Regions from separate parts of the Homo sapiens genome. Here region 2 is linked to region 1. A link is a contact called in ENCODE Hi-C or POLR2A ChIA-PET data. All regions are on one chromosome and are shown on one strand. The core of a region is the stretch at or near the end of the contact, and the rest is flanking DNA. Distances in the headings are between cores, read along the strand shown. Region 1 holds the start of ACOXL-AS1 (ACOXL antisense RNA 1). Region 2 overlaps LOC124907867 (periaxin-like).

Evidence for each region. A loop is a pair of places that touch in the nucleus more often than their neighbours do. ChIA-PET counts read pairs that join two places held with the same protein, here RNA polymerase II (POLR2A). Pooled maps may share reads with other maps.
Region 2: a loop to region 1 is called in a pooled map, with 2.2 times the contacts of the local background. The contact joins the enhancer-like site here to the promoter of ACOXL-AS1 in region 1. A Hi-C loop is called at or near these places in 2 of 168 maps with a recorded cell type or tissue (chondrocyte and mammary epithelial cell), 3 of 37 single-sample maps with no recorded cell type and 5 of 50 pooled maps. POLR2A ChIA-PET finds 5 or more read pairs at or near these places in 4 of 52 experiments (A673, HepG2, MCF 10A and 1 more).

Annotation. Positions count from the first base shown.
Region 1 is chr2:111,112,671-111,119,294 of GRCh38, reverse strand. It overlaps ACOXL-AS1 (ACOXL antisense RNA 1), which reads left to right and starts at 3,707. Exons shown (of 4, transcript NR_122074.1): 1 at 3,707-3,775; 2 at 4,997-5,156. It overlaps ACOXL (acyl-CoA oxidase like), which reads right to left. Exons shown (of 18, transcript NM_001142807.4): 18 at 747-1,679. The coding sequence ends at 1,479.
Region 2 is chr2:111,233,250-111,239,873 of GRCh38, reverse strand. All of the region lies in intron 1 of LOC124907867 (periaxin-like), which reads left to right. The region is part of intron 3 of MIR4435-2HG (MIR4435-2 host gene); the gene reads left to right. Among named protein-coding and RNA genes, the nearest start is that of MIR4435-2, 85 kb to the left of the region's middle. Within about 2 kb of position 3,658, at least 5 of the 41 ENCODE cell types and tissues checked have a DNase peak (open chromatin) inside an H3K27ac peak, as active enhancers do.

The sequences.
Region 1 (6,624 bases), core at 2,458-4,957:
TCCTAACCGGGCCTCGAAGTTCCTACCGCGGACGAACTTTGCTCTTCGCGGCCGTCCCGCGTCGCACCCGGGGAAAAGCAACACAACTTGCTGCGCGGGCTGAGAGCCCGAAGCCCGCCGCACGCCGCAATGCTCCGCGCTCCCCGCGGGGTCGGGCGACTCAGACAGGGACCGGAAAAGAACCACGCAGAAGAAAGCCCTATTTCTTGTCGTCTGTTCCTGTGCAGCCTTGCAGCCTCGCCGCCCCCGCGTCGCTCGCTCTCGCGACCCTGTGAACACTTTGAAAAACAAGAGTCGGGGGAAGCAACGGGCTAAGCGCTGCTATTTGGGGCACTAAAAGGAAGCCGGCCAGAGGTGGCGGGTTCATGCGTCCCCCGAGACCCAGGCCGCGTCGGGGGCCAAGAGCCCTTACAGCCTTCTCCCGCGCCGTCGGGAGGTCCTCCCGGAACTGGGCCGGAGCGCAGAGAACGCAGTGTGAGAAGGGCCCATGGGTTTTAGGTCACCTCCTTCGCGCTGGACGCGGGCAGAGCGGTGTCCCTTTCTGTCTCTGCCAAGAGACGTGGAGGGAGGGAGAAGGGAGGATGGCTTGTGCTGAAAGAAACAAGAATGAAGTCGGGCAGCCGGGATCTGAGAAATGGGAAATCCATGGCCCTTGTTCGGGACCACAGGCTTTGCCGACGTGGTCTCTCCTAGTTCCGAAATTGCCCAGGCCCGCCTCCCCACCCTCTGCAAGCAGCGGGAACGACTTCCACATCGCTTAATTTCTTTATTAAACTTTTCACCTATTCTCTTCTAAAGGACAGACTACAGCGTCAGATGGTAAAAATGTTTTCCGCGCCTTGTCTTGCCGTACGGAAACCGCCGGCCTGGGAGGACAAGCCGAGTTCTTGTTTTGCCGAGAGCAAAACTCTAGGCTCCCACTTCCTTCTCCCAGTCCGTGCGTTTCCTTGCAGAGCCCCAGAGCGTCTGATTCACTGAAATAGCATCACTTGCTGAACCAAACCTTTTTTCCCGCTCGCGGAAAGAGTGGAGCTTTTTTCTTTTGTCTAAGGGTGTTTGCTTTTTTTTTTTTCTTTCACTCGGCACCACAGTTTTTCTAAATCACTGGGAATGTGAGTCACCGCTAACAGCAGGAGACCTTTGGCGGCACCCGGCTGTGGGGCGCGCTCGCAGCGGGGAGCCCACCCTGATTGTCTAGGGGATCCGGCACTGAAGTTGGGAGAGGTTGCAGTCAGGCCAGGCTGGGTTTCAGGGAAAGGGCACAGGGATCCAGCGCACCAGGCGACCGTCTGGATCTCTTTCCTAGCAGCCAGCCGCGCACCTCGCCAGCCTCGGCGGGACCTCCGCTTTGCCACCAAAATCCCCGAGAGTGGCGGCCCAGCGGGTGCCAGCCCCCGGCCTCGGCCACAGCTCTGGGCGTCGGTGGAGCGAGCGTCGTGGCAGCTGCTGGCGGGCCACCACACTTCCCGCCACACCCGTTAGAGCTTGGCTCCCAGCTTGGGCCGCCGGGAGCGCGCCTCTTCCCGTGGCCGCGGCTGCAGCGGTGCAGGGTAGAAAGCCCACGCGGCCCGCGGGTTGGAGATTCCGGCGATTGGTGCGTGGAGGTAGGTGTGTGGAATGTTAAAGGTCGAGATCACCCTCCGGGCATCATCCTTCACCGAGTCGCACAAATCCAGCAACTGCAAAACACAACACAATGGGACAGGTCAGATGTTGGCACACTTACAGCCATCTAGTGACAGCAGCTTTCAGCCCACCAAGCACCCGCACACACAGCGGCCCCGGAAACTAGTTTCCCTTTGGATTCTCCTGTGGAAACTGTTGGCCATGAATAACCCTCGGAAGCCTTTTTTGTTTTAGACATTCCCAACTCTGACACCTAGCCCAGTGGAAACCCCGGCTTTTCCCGTAAGGGGGTGGGCGTGGACGTGGGGTCGGTCGGCTTTGCCCCCAAATTAGCCGGGAACTCGAGACCAAGGTCTGAGAATTTATTAAAGCTCCCTCCTTGGTCCTTCCTCCCTGGTCCTTCCCTCCGCTCCTCTCTCTTTGCCTCCCCTGTCGTCCCCTCCTCTCCACCTCTGGAGTGCCTGGGGTGCCACCCTCTGGCGCGCAGAGGGAACTGAACAGGAAGAGCCTCCGAACAGGTGAACCACTAGAGACCTGCTCCAGTCTCCCCAGACTAGCGCCTTCGGTCCTGACCTGGCTGGCAGTAGGCCATGATTCTTGAAATTCAGTACAGTGAGACGGCGGACCAATGCTAGGCATCTTCCGCCTGGCCGCTGCGGAAAATCCATCTGCTGTTAACGCCAATGCCAAGGAACGCCGCGGATGCCCTTGGTTCTGGCAGCCACTGGAAGGCAGGGATAAGACATTCCCGGCGGATAGGAGAGGGAGATGCAAGTCAGTGTTTTGGAAGCTGCACTGGTGTATTTTTATTTCATTTTCCATGGCTTAGGTGCCAATGTATTTTTTTTTTTATTTTCAGGAAAAAAAGCTACCAAACTAATAAGATTGTTTTTCTAAAACTACACAAGGGCAGAGGGACGGCTTTCTTTTCTTCTGATCTACACATTGTACTCCATTTTTCAAGTTTTCGGCCAGTGGTAAATTTGTTTCACTCCCCAAATCACAGTAAATCCCCAGGTTTTCATGGTTTATTTTTACAGGTTTAACAACATCACTTACACCAGCCCCACCTTTGCCCTCACATGGTGGTCATGTCTGAGCCGCACTGATGTTGTTAAGATCACAGTTTCCCTTGCAGCAGTCCAAAACGCCATTTCAGGTTTTCAGAGCATTTCAGGTTTTCAGTGAGGTCCCAAGGAGGAAGGTGGAGGAAATAGGGGATGGGGAATATAGAGGGTAGGGATATGGTGGGGGAAGAGCATGAATTGTAATAGTCCAACAATACATCTTCCCTGAAAATGTGCTCTATTACACCAGTAATTTCTAATGAAAAACTTCATTCTTCACACACTGTGGTTAAGCATCATCAAATCAGTACTGAAAAGACCTTTGATCGTATTTGCAAGATGCACTAAAATGAACTTTCACTGACCAAGATTTCAAAGTTTGTAATTAATACTCTTGAAAAATCCCTGACTAATCTGTCAACTCTCAACGTCTTTAACCACACAGTTCAAAACCATGAGGTGGCGTACACAGCCCCTAAACTTTCCACATATTGTCATATGATTATTCAAGATAATTTTCCCTTTGGGTTTGCATTATGAAACTCAACCAACTTTGGTAATATATTCACCGGTGGGGGAAATACAATGATTTGAATGAGTGTAAAATAGAGTATGGGTTTTATCTATCTGGTGCCAAAAACAGAACGTAGGGCCAGAGGTAGGAATTAAATGAGGCAGATTTCAATATAAAGAAAATTTTAAAAAAATAAACTTGAAAAGGAACCCAATGGCTGGTGAAAAGGAGGGTTTCTTCACTCATAAGTGTTCAGGGAGTGTGCCCTCCAATGGCACCCTAGAGAAGAAAAATGAACTGGCTGTGAAGAGGAGTTGACTGCCAAGATTCTTTCTAAATCTAAAGTTCTGGAGCAGTTTAAAATACTCCTTCTAGCCTTCTCCATTTTTCCTAGACTGCAACAGAAACCTCAGAATGATTATTGTCTCAATGGACGGATCCGGCATCATTCCTGTTAGTTATTGTTTGACTCTTAGTTATTGTTTGACTCTGATTCCAGGTACCCACCCACCTCTGTTCCTGGCTGTCAAGATGATAATAATAATTACCATCCTTTCACTCACAAATGGTATGCTGGATTCCTACCCAGTGTTAGGTACAATTCTGGACTTTAGAGGTTTAATGGTACACACTACAGGAACAGGTCTCACATCGTGAAGCTGTTGAGGCGTTTTAAAAATTTTTAAAAATATATGATCTCTTTAATACAAAATAAACTTGAGAAGATAATATAGCATTGATTATTACACAGTTACAGTATTTTTATTACCAGGGGGTATTTTTATATGGGGCTAAGCAGTGTATTATTAAAGTTTAGTTTTGTTACCAAACATGCTTCCATACTATAAGCATAAAAATTGCACATAGTGTAGGGGTCCTCTGCCCTGCCAGTTTATGACCCATTTATGCTGGACAAAGTACTTCAAGCTTACCCATATCTTTACAAAGAAAATTCACCAGCTTTTGAAAAAGACAAATGAATAGGTATACTTTAAAAATAAAAAAGTATGAACAAGTTATAGGTTCTTGCAAAAACATTTTTTAAGGTCAAACCTAAACATGGGCACTATTGCTCTACAAGCAATAAGAATGTACAGTCCACTGGAAATAGCCAGTGAGTGGAATTTGAGAATATCTGCTTTAAAGAAAGCAGAAGCACTCAGCCCTCAAGGGATGACACTGTGTTTGACTATATTAATATGTATATTTGGGAGTGAGGGAAAAATTGTAACATCAGTTTGGCTTCCCACCTCCATCTAGTTGCAGTACTCAATTTATTTTTCTGCTCTTTTTGACTCTCCCTACAGTTTCCTTATTTCAGTTGGGAGAGTAGGATGGCCAAGGATGGGCAGTGACTAAGCTTTGCAGTCCTCTGAACAAACCATATTTTCCCAGCATGGCATGGTGTTAGTCCTATAATAGATGTTCAGGGTGGGAAGTGCCCAGTACACTTGGAGGGACACCCCAGCTATTCCTAGGACTCCATGCAGAAGGTTTTCCTGCCTCTTCCCATATGTCTCACCCCTGTTCTCAGCATAAGATGACCACATGCTGTTTTTTGTGAAAAATCCCTTACCCAAACTTGAAATGTCCCTTCATTAGCCCCTTTCGTCTGGCTACCTTGGTAGAGTCTTTTTCTCCATCCCTTTAATCTGGGCTGAGTTATGACTTGCTTTGCCAGTAGAATATGGGGAACATGTCACTGTGTGATTTCCAGAGTTTAGGCCTTAAGAAGCTTTGAATCCCCCATTATCACTCTCCTATAACCGTGAGAATACCTGCTGTGCAGAAGCCCAGTCTAGCCTGCTGGAGGACAAAAGGCCACGTAGAGATGGACCAAGGTGCCTTGGCCAACAGCCAGCACCCACTGCCAGATATGAGAGAGAGGCCATCTTGGACATCCTAGTCCTGTTGAACTCAGATGACTGCAGCCACAGGAGTGATCCCAGGTAAGACTAGCCAAAGAACTGTCCAGGCTGCCTGCCCACAGAATAAGTATCAGTCATTATCACCGGTTAATGCACAGAAATAGAAATTTTTAACCTGACTAAGCAAAACAACAAATAAACTTACTTGCTATAAGGAATCAATTCCACCTCCTTTCCAAAAAGAATCTCTATGCAGCCAACTCTTACTTTCTAAGGGATTGTTAGATATTGGTGAGCCATTAATGTAATTTCCTGTCCATTATTTTTCAGTTGACTTCATTTTAGGTTAACTAGATTTTGAGCTAGAAACTTTACAGGAAGGGGAACCTTAATTAATGAACAAACATCTTTTAATCTAAAAGATGTGATGAGGGAATAAGATTAAAGTGGTTGGTAAAATGAGGTTCTGTGCTACTTGTGGCTGTCATTTATCACCTTTGCTTCTGCTGTGACACATAACTGGCATTCTGGCAGGTGCCTCTGGCCACCTTTATTCCATGCTTGTCTCGTGCAACCCTAGTCCCCAATCAACAATTCATAGCTTGTTACTCCAGCCTTTGCCAAGGATCCATCTCTGCTGTGCAGTATCTATGCTTTCCACATTCCATCCCGGAGGGCCAGGCAGGTAAAGGCATGAAGTACAGAAGGGAGCTACTTAGCTGTCTTTGACTTAGTCTGCTCTATCTCCAGCATCTTTATAACAATGCTATGTGGCAACATATGGCACTTTACATATGTAACCAAGGTCTTCGGTGTTCTGCCCCATGCTGACATTTCCTGGACAACTACTGTGTGCCAGATTACAGAGGAGGGCTTTAGGTTCACTGTCTTATTCAGTACTCATAACAACTCTATCAGGTATCAACCCATTTTACAGATGAGAAAACCAAGGCTTAAAGAATTTAAGTCACATAACTTGTAACTGATGCAACTAGAGTTTTAATCCAGGGCTTTTTTTTTCTAAAGCCTTGTCTACCCTTTTGCCTTCATCTTTTCCCCCAGTGCCTCACTGCTTCCAGTTGCTGGAGGATATGTGGTGCTGCACTGACAAATGCCTCCACCACTGTGGCAGACGTGTGACCCTTGACGTTCTTCCTAAGTCAGAATCTGTATTCTGTGTGTGCCTAGTGTGGAGAACATGGATCTGCCCAGCCACACTGGCTCAGATTCTCTGAGAGGACCAGGGCAGTAATGGTGCCCAGGAGTACTCTATGATGTTGCCACCGGAGGAAGGTGCCAAGGATATCGGCTTCAGAGCCAGCTACCATGTGAAAAGTCCAGCTTGATGACCTAGAAGGACCTTTACCTGCAGAAGGACAAGGCTTCAACTCTGTTCTGCAGATTCTCCTTCAGTAAATTGGGAGTGCCCTTCCACACTGGTCAACAGGCCCCTCCCTGCTGCTTTGGATCACCACCTTAAGTCAAACACAATTCAAGTGCCTTCAAAAGAGCAGCACATGGACTGGCAAATCGTGACTGGTGAAAATGG
Region 2 (6,624 bases), core at 2,409-4,908, 120 kb before region 1:
ACACTCACCAGGACTGGAGTGCCACCTATGACCTCATTGCATAATGGATGGCTTGTCCTCAAATGGGCCCGGGTATGTGTACATGTATACTTATGTCTATAGGGGAGAGGGGAAATTGACCCACTTTCCTCCACTCTAACTCCAGATCTCAGCTGCCGAGTGGAAACCCCATTCTCACACCATAGCTATGGGACTGGGGGAAAGGGGAGGAAATAACTAAAGAGTAAGGAATTGGGGGAGGCTTTGAGGTTTGGATGTGACAGGTAGTTTGCATGTAGTTGGAATGCAGTAACATTGGTCCACAAGGTTTGTCAGAAACCCTGGTTATTTTGGAAGGTTCCAAAGTTTTGTCCTCTTCAGATATCATGAAAACAGGAAATTCTGTAAACATGGCCACTGAAGGGCTAGCTCATTTCTTGGAAAAGGAGTTTCTGGAGAGTTCTCAGAGCATATAAATAGCAGGGCCATAAAGACAAAGGTAACCATTCAAGGAATAGAGAAGTATATTCTCAAAAATTACACGCCAAGCCAGAGCTGTGGTTCAGAAAGGGGGTTTTATGTTGTTTCTGTTGTTGTTTCAGTTTTGGCCTCAGAAAGGATGCGCGGCCCTGCTGTAAACAGCCTCTCAGCACTGGGAAGGGGTGTGCTTACGAGGCTGGTGTAGACATCCAGAGCCTAGCCTAGATAGGAAGGCCCAGGCACCCACAGGGAGGCCTGCTTTGACAGAGAAGCATTTCTGTTTAGAAGAGGGCACCTGGGAGATATTTCCAGAGAGCTTCTTATGACTTGTCATGTAGCTCTTCCCCCATGTTTTCTGCAGCTGGAGGTACCATGCACCTTTGAGGGACCAAGGACCCAAGACTTGAGGTAGACACTATTCCCAGCTGGATACTCTCAATGTTGAGGATATAGATGCACAAACCAATGCAGGGAGGCCTCCAGGAGCCACTGGAGAAGAAATCTTCAGATCCTACCAGGCCCATAGCTGTTGCCTTTGTGGGCTCCTGGGTTAATTTCCACACATCAGTGGCCCACCTTATGATATCCTCCCTGCATGCCACACTCCCGGCCATGCTCTGTGGACAGCCATTATTTCCAGTAATTGCTAATGGGAGCCAGTCTCCAAAGAGTAATGAATCAGAGGTGTTCCTTGGAATGTGTTACACTAGGACTTCGCCGATCTCACAGGCTCCTTTCCAGATGAGCTGACTGTAATCTCTGGGAAGCTGGATCTGGAGGAACAATGGGATGGGATTTGCGGTGACCCTTCCTGCCCTTCTTGAGCAGCTTGTGAACCAGAAGATGTGCCTGGAGAGAAAGCCTCATTTGGGGAAGTGCAGTAGTCGAAGTTCTTTATTTTGAAAATGGAGAACAACCCTTCTCACAATCCTGTCTCCCCTTCCCCCTTTCCAACTAGAATATCAGCTCCCCTGAACATGAGTCAGTCACATTTCAGGGAAAACTGGCTGATGTTGAAGAAATCACTTGAGGGCAAACTTTGTCCTTCAAGCTGTGGGTCTCTGAAGTGTAGAGCCAGCAGATCCCCCAGTGTAGGGACTGGGCCTTCCTTGCCCATTGAATGCTTTCTATACATGAAGACTTGGAGCTCTTTACAGATGACAGTAGCCAGTGAGGAAGATAAAAGAAGAGAAAAGACCCAAAATGCGGGTTTGCCACTCTTTTTTGCCAGCACCGTGGGGACAGTCACTCTGCCTTCTTTCCACCACCTCCAACTTCACACTCACACGCACACTCTGGTCCCACAGAGCCTGTTTGGTACTTGCCTGACAGCCCACCTTGAAACCAGATGGTCATGAACCTGTCACCAAGTCATCTGAAGATCTTCCACTGCAACCTGTATGGCATCTGCCACAGGGACCATGGGACATGATTGAAGAACCACTCCAGTGCAGTTGATGAAGGGGTGGGTCTGCACTGGAGTTAGGTGCACCAGGGCCTGGGCCAAGGGTGGGCTGGGTCCATCTTGTGTGTGGTGGTCTTCTTCAGAGTAGCAGCTGATTCAGAGGGATTCCATAGAACTGCACAGGCTAGGTCTAGTCAGATATCTTGGACATTTTCTATTTCTAGATTAGAGAATATAGCATACGCTGATTTTAATATAACTGTGTATGTGACTTTTTCAGTGAGAAAAATTTTAAGTGATGTTCTAAACAATTTTTGGCATGTAGACAGAATAGTCAAATATCTGTTTAACTAGCAACATAGTTACTCGTGCATATTTAAAATACTACATGAGTATGGCCTGGCACAGTGGCTCATGCCTGTAATCCTAGCACTCTGGGAGGCCGAGGTGAGCATATTGCCTGAGTTCAGTTTGAGACCACTTTGGACAACATGGTGAAACCCTGACTCTATAAAAATACAAAAATGTAGCCAGGTGTGGTGGTGCGTGCCTGTAGTCCCGGCTACTTGGGAAGCTGAGGTGCAAGAATTGCCTGAACCTGAGAGGCAGAGGTTGCAGTGACCTGAGATTGTGTCACTGCACTCCAGCCTAGGTGACAGAGCAAGACTACATCTCAAAAAATAAAACAAAATAAAATAGGCCCTGTGCCGTGGCTCACGCCTGTAATTCCAGCATTTTGGGCAGCTGAGGCGGGCAGACCACCTGAGGTCAGGAGTTCAAGACCAGCCTGACCGACATGGTGAAACCCCATCTATACTAAATACAAAAAATTAGCCAGGTATGGTGATGCATGCCTGTAGTCCAAGCTACTTGGGAGGCTGAGGCAGGAGAGAATGGCTTCAACCTGGGAGGCAGAGGTTGCAGTGAGCCGAGATTGCGCCACTGCACTCCAGCCTGGGTGATAGAGCAAGACTTCGTCTCAAACAATAAAATAATAAAATAAAATAAAATAAAATAAAATAAAATAAAGTAAAATGCTACATGAGTTTGGAAACATTGCTTTTTCCCACATTACTCACCTCCTTTACAGCACCAGCATCTTGGTCGACACAAGATCTCTCTTTAATTATGTCACAGTTTGTTGATGAATACATTGCCTTTGCTTCAGTTAAATCAAGTAGGATGCAGTGACTCCAAGTCTGAGGGGTGCTTCCCAGGAAGAGCCACCCCCCACAGCCATTTGCAGAGCATTGGAGTAAGTTTTACCTTCATCCCTTAGATGTGAATTTGTTATCCTCACTGTGACAATCCCTTATCACATGGCTTTTAGAAGGATTCTCAAAAAGCTAGACTCTCACATTCAACTTTGCAATTGCCTGGCTGGGTGTTACGTTTCTTTGCCTCCTATTAGAGACCCTATCAGCATCTAAAACTAGCGTTGTTTGAGGATGTTGGAGCCAACGGTTCTTTGCCAGATAGAACTTTGTGTGTCCAAATAAATGGTTCAAAATCATCAAGCAAATAAATACCCTGGAATAAGAGAAGCCTCATGAGGATTTGACTCCAAATTGACTTCCTCTGTTCTGCAGTAAGAAGTTAGGAATTAAACCAAACCTTGCCTGAGGTTCAGGTATACTCAAAAGCAATGAGGTGTGGCTCAGGTGTGCGCTGGCAAGGTCACTGTGAAGTTCAGCCAGAGGCTTTGCAAGCCTGGGCCTGAGAAGCCAGACCTCTTAGATCCAGAAGGGCCAATGGAGCTGGGCTGGCCTGCTGCCACTCACAGGCAGAGACTCTGCCAGCAGAAGGGACTCTGCTGTCAGAGCTGGAGGGCAGCGGACCACATGGCTGAGGCCCAACCACAGGTCTCCTGACTCAAAACCTCTTCCCAGGGCTTGTCCTCCTCCCTAAATATATGTGCCCCAAATTGTCACCAGATCTCGGGAAAGCACTGGCTTTGTCTGGGATAAACACCAACTCCACAGCACACCCAGTCATTACCAGATTGGCAGTTGTTGTCTAGGTCTTGTGGCTTCTTGGGGTTTTCTCGGGTGTCTCTCTCCCAAATCTTTCCCCTTTCCTTTGATTATATTCACATAAACATTGAGCTTTGTAGCCCTCAAGCTCTCTCAAGCATAACTCACTTTGTCCCTCTCTGTTTCCCTATGCAGTCGCCTCTCCCTCTGCTGTCAGAGGCCCATCCAACTGCTCCAGCCCTGTGGCTCCAGCGTCTCCTCCTCTCTCTTTCCCCTGCTCTGTTTCTGGGAAGATCTATCTGAGGGTCCTGAAGGAGGAGACTCGAGGTTGTTCTCTTGGACAAAGAGGTCTGGGTGGATGACATAATTCACTTTACGTCTTAGAAAAATAACCTTGTGGCTCTTGGCTCTCCTGGGCTGTCATTTTGGTTGCCTAAGGGCTCTAGGCAGAAGGCCAGGGAGCCCAGCCCCAGCCTAGAACTTGCAGGGCTCAGAGAGCTGCAGTGACGGGGTGTCCGCTGTGCCTGCCGCCCCCCTTGCCATGGACTCTACTTGCAGAACTTCACAGCTGAGAGGCTGGCCCTGAGATTCCCCTTTATGCCTCCCAAAGCTTGCGATTGCTTAATTATACGCTGCTGTGTACCAATTTCCACTTTCTCTCCCGGTGTGTTTTGACTGATAACTTTGACTTAACCTCCTGATGCCAGAAACTATGTTGGCTACTGCTCTGGCGGCAGGAAAAGGCCGGTTCCAGGGAAGGCTGAATGCCTATTGTTCTGGATCATTTTGAGAAAAAAAAAGAGATACCTTGAAGAAAGATGAAGACAAAATATGGAAGGGTGCTGAATTTACAAAAAGCCTAAGGGGAAAAAACTCAAATGTCCCTCAGGAGTGGAATGAGTAAACAAATCATGGCGTGTTCACACAATGGAATGCTACCTACCAATAAAAAGGAATGAACTGCGGATGCACACAGAAACATGGGTGAATCCACTAGGCATCATGTTGTGTAAAAGAAAGCCAACTTGGCCAGGCGTGGTGGCTCACGCCTGTAATCTCAGCACGCTGGGGAGGCTGAGGCAGGTGGATCACTTGAGGTCAGGAGTTCAAGACTAGCCTGGCCAAGATGATGAAACCCCATCTCTACTAAAAATACACAAATTAGCTGGGCGTGGTGGCGCGTGCCTGTAATCCCAGCTGCTTGGGAGGCTGAGGAAGAGAATTGCTTGAACCCAGGAGGTGGAGGTTGCAGTGAGCCAAGATTGCACCACTGCACTCCAGCCTGGGTGACAGAGTGAGACTCTGTCTCAAAAAAAAAAAAAAAAAAAAAAAAAAAAAGCAGACGCAAAAGACATACTACATGGTTCCATTTATATGAAGTTTTAGAACAGGCAGAAATAATCCATGTGGATAGGATAGTGGTTATTGAAGAGCAAGAGCAAGGGAGAATGTGGATTGCCTGGGAGGGAAAGAGAGGCACTTCTGGGAGTGGCCTGTATCTCATTCACAGTGGTAGTCACACCTATGTATGTGTGCAAAAATTCACCCAGCTCTTAATATTTATGCACTTTACTGTATGCATGTGATGTAGTTTGGATGTTGCCCCCTCCAAATCTCATTCTGAAATGTGACCCCCAGTGTTGGAGGTGGGGCCTAGTGGGAGGTGTTTGGGTCATGGAGGCGGACCCCTCAGGAATGGCTTGGTGCCCTCTCCTCAGTAATGAGTGAGTCCTCACTCTATTAGTTCATGCTAGAGCTGGTTGTTTAAGAGAGTGGCACTCCTCCCACCGCTCTTCTTCCTCCTCCTCCTCTCTCACCTCGTGACATGCCTGCTCTCCCTTTACCTTCTGCCATAAGTGGAAGCTTCCTGAGGCTTTACCAGATGCAGATGCTGGTGCCATGCTTTTTGTACAGCCTGCAGAACCATGAGCCAAATATACATATTTCCTTTATAAATTGCCCACTCTCAGGTATTCCTGTGTAGAAAACAAAACAGACTAATATGGCATGTTACACCTCAATAAAAACCTTATAAAAATAGATAAAGGCAATGAGGAGTCAGTGGAGGAGGATCCAAGGCTCAGAAAGAGAAGGAGGTATATGAGAAGCTGAGGGAAGCAGGGGAGAGCATTTCAGTAACAGAGAGACACGGTGGACCAATGTGGAGAGACTCTTGGATTGGGTGACTGAGAAATTCTGTCCTGACAGAAAAATTTCAACAAGATAGCTCCAACTTGAAGAAAGAGCAAGGTTAAGGAAGATTCTGGAGGCTGATGTTCTTGTTCTTGTTGTTTAAGTCTTGGACGAGCCTGAGGATGTCTACAAGTGGAAGAAAAGAAGCCACTGGAGCAGAAGGTGGGGAGGATAAAATTTGGAGCAAGATTCTCAAGGAAGCAACAAGATCCTAAGGCGAGTAACCCTGAGTTTAGTTGGGAAAAGGAGGATCATTAGGAGACCAGGAGGGAAAGAAAAGGTGGCAAGGTGTCTAGCCACTCCGTGTGGAGCGTTTCTGAGGGTGCTACCAGCACAGGGTGAGCACATTGCTCCATGAGAGGGATGTGAGACCTTGAATAGAGGAGTCACTGTTGGGAATGTGAAATTTTTTCAACAAGAGATCAATACTGGAAGTGATAGAGGCCCAGAACTATAACTGGCTACACACCCAGGAAATCCCATTTTGACCAGTTACTAGCCATGTTTGGGAACCCAACAATTAATGCAGAGAAGGTGAGTGTGTACAGGTGTTCCTCCGGGTTGGGGATTAACAATGCAGATTTGACAAAAAGT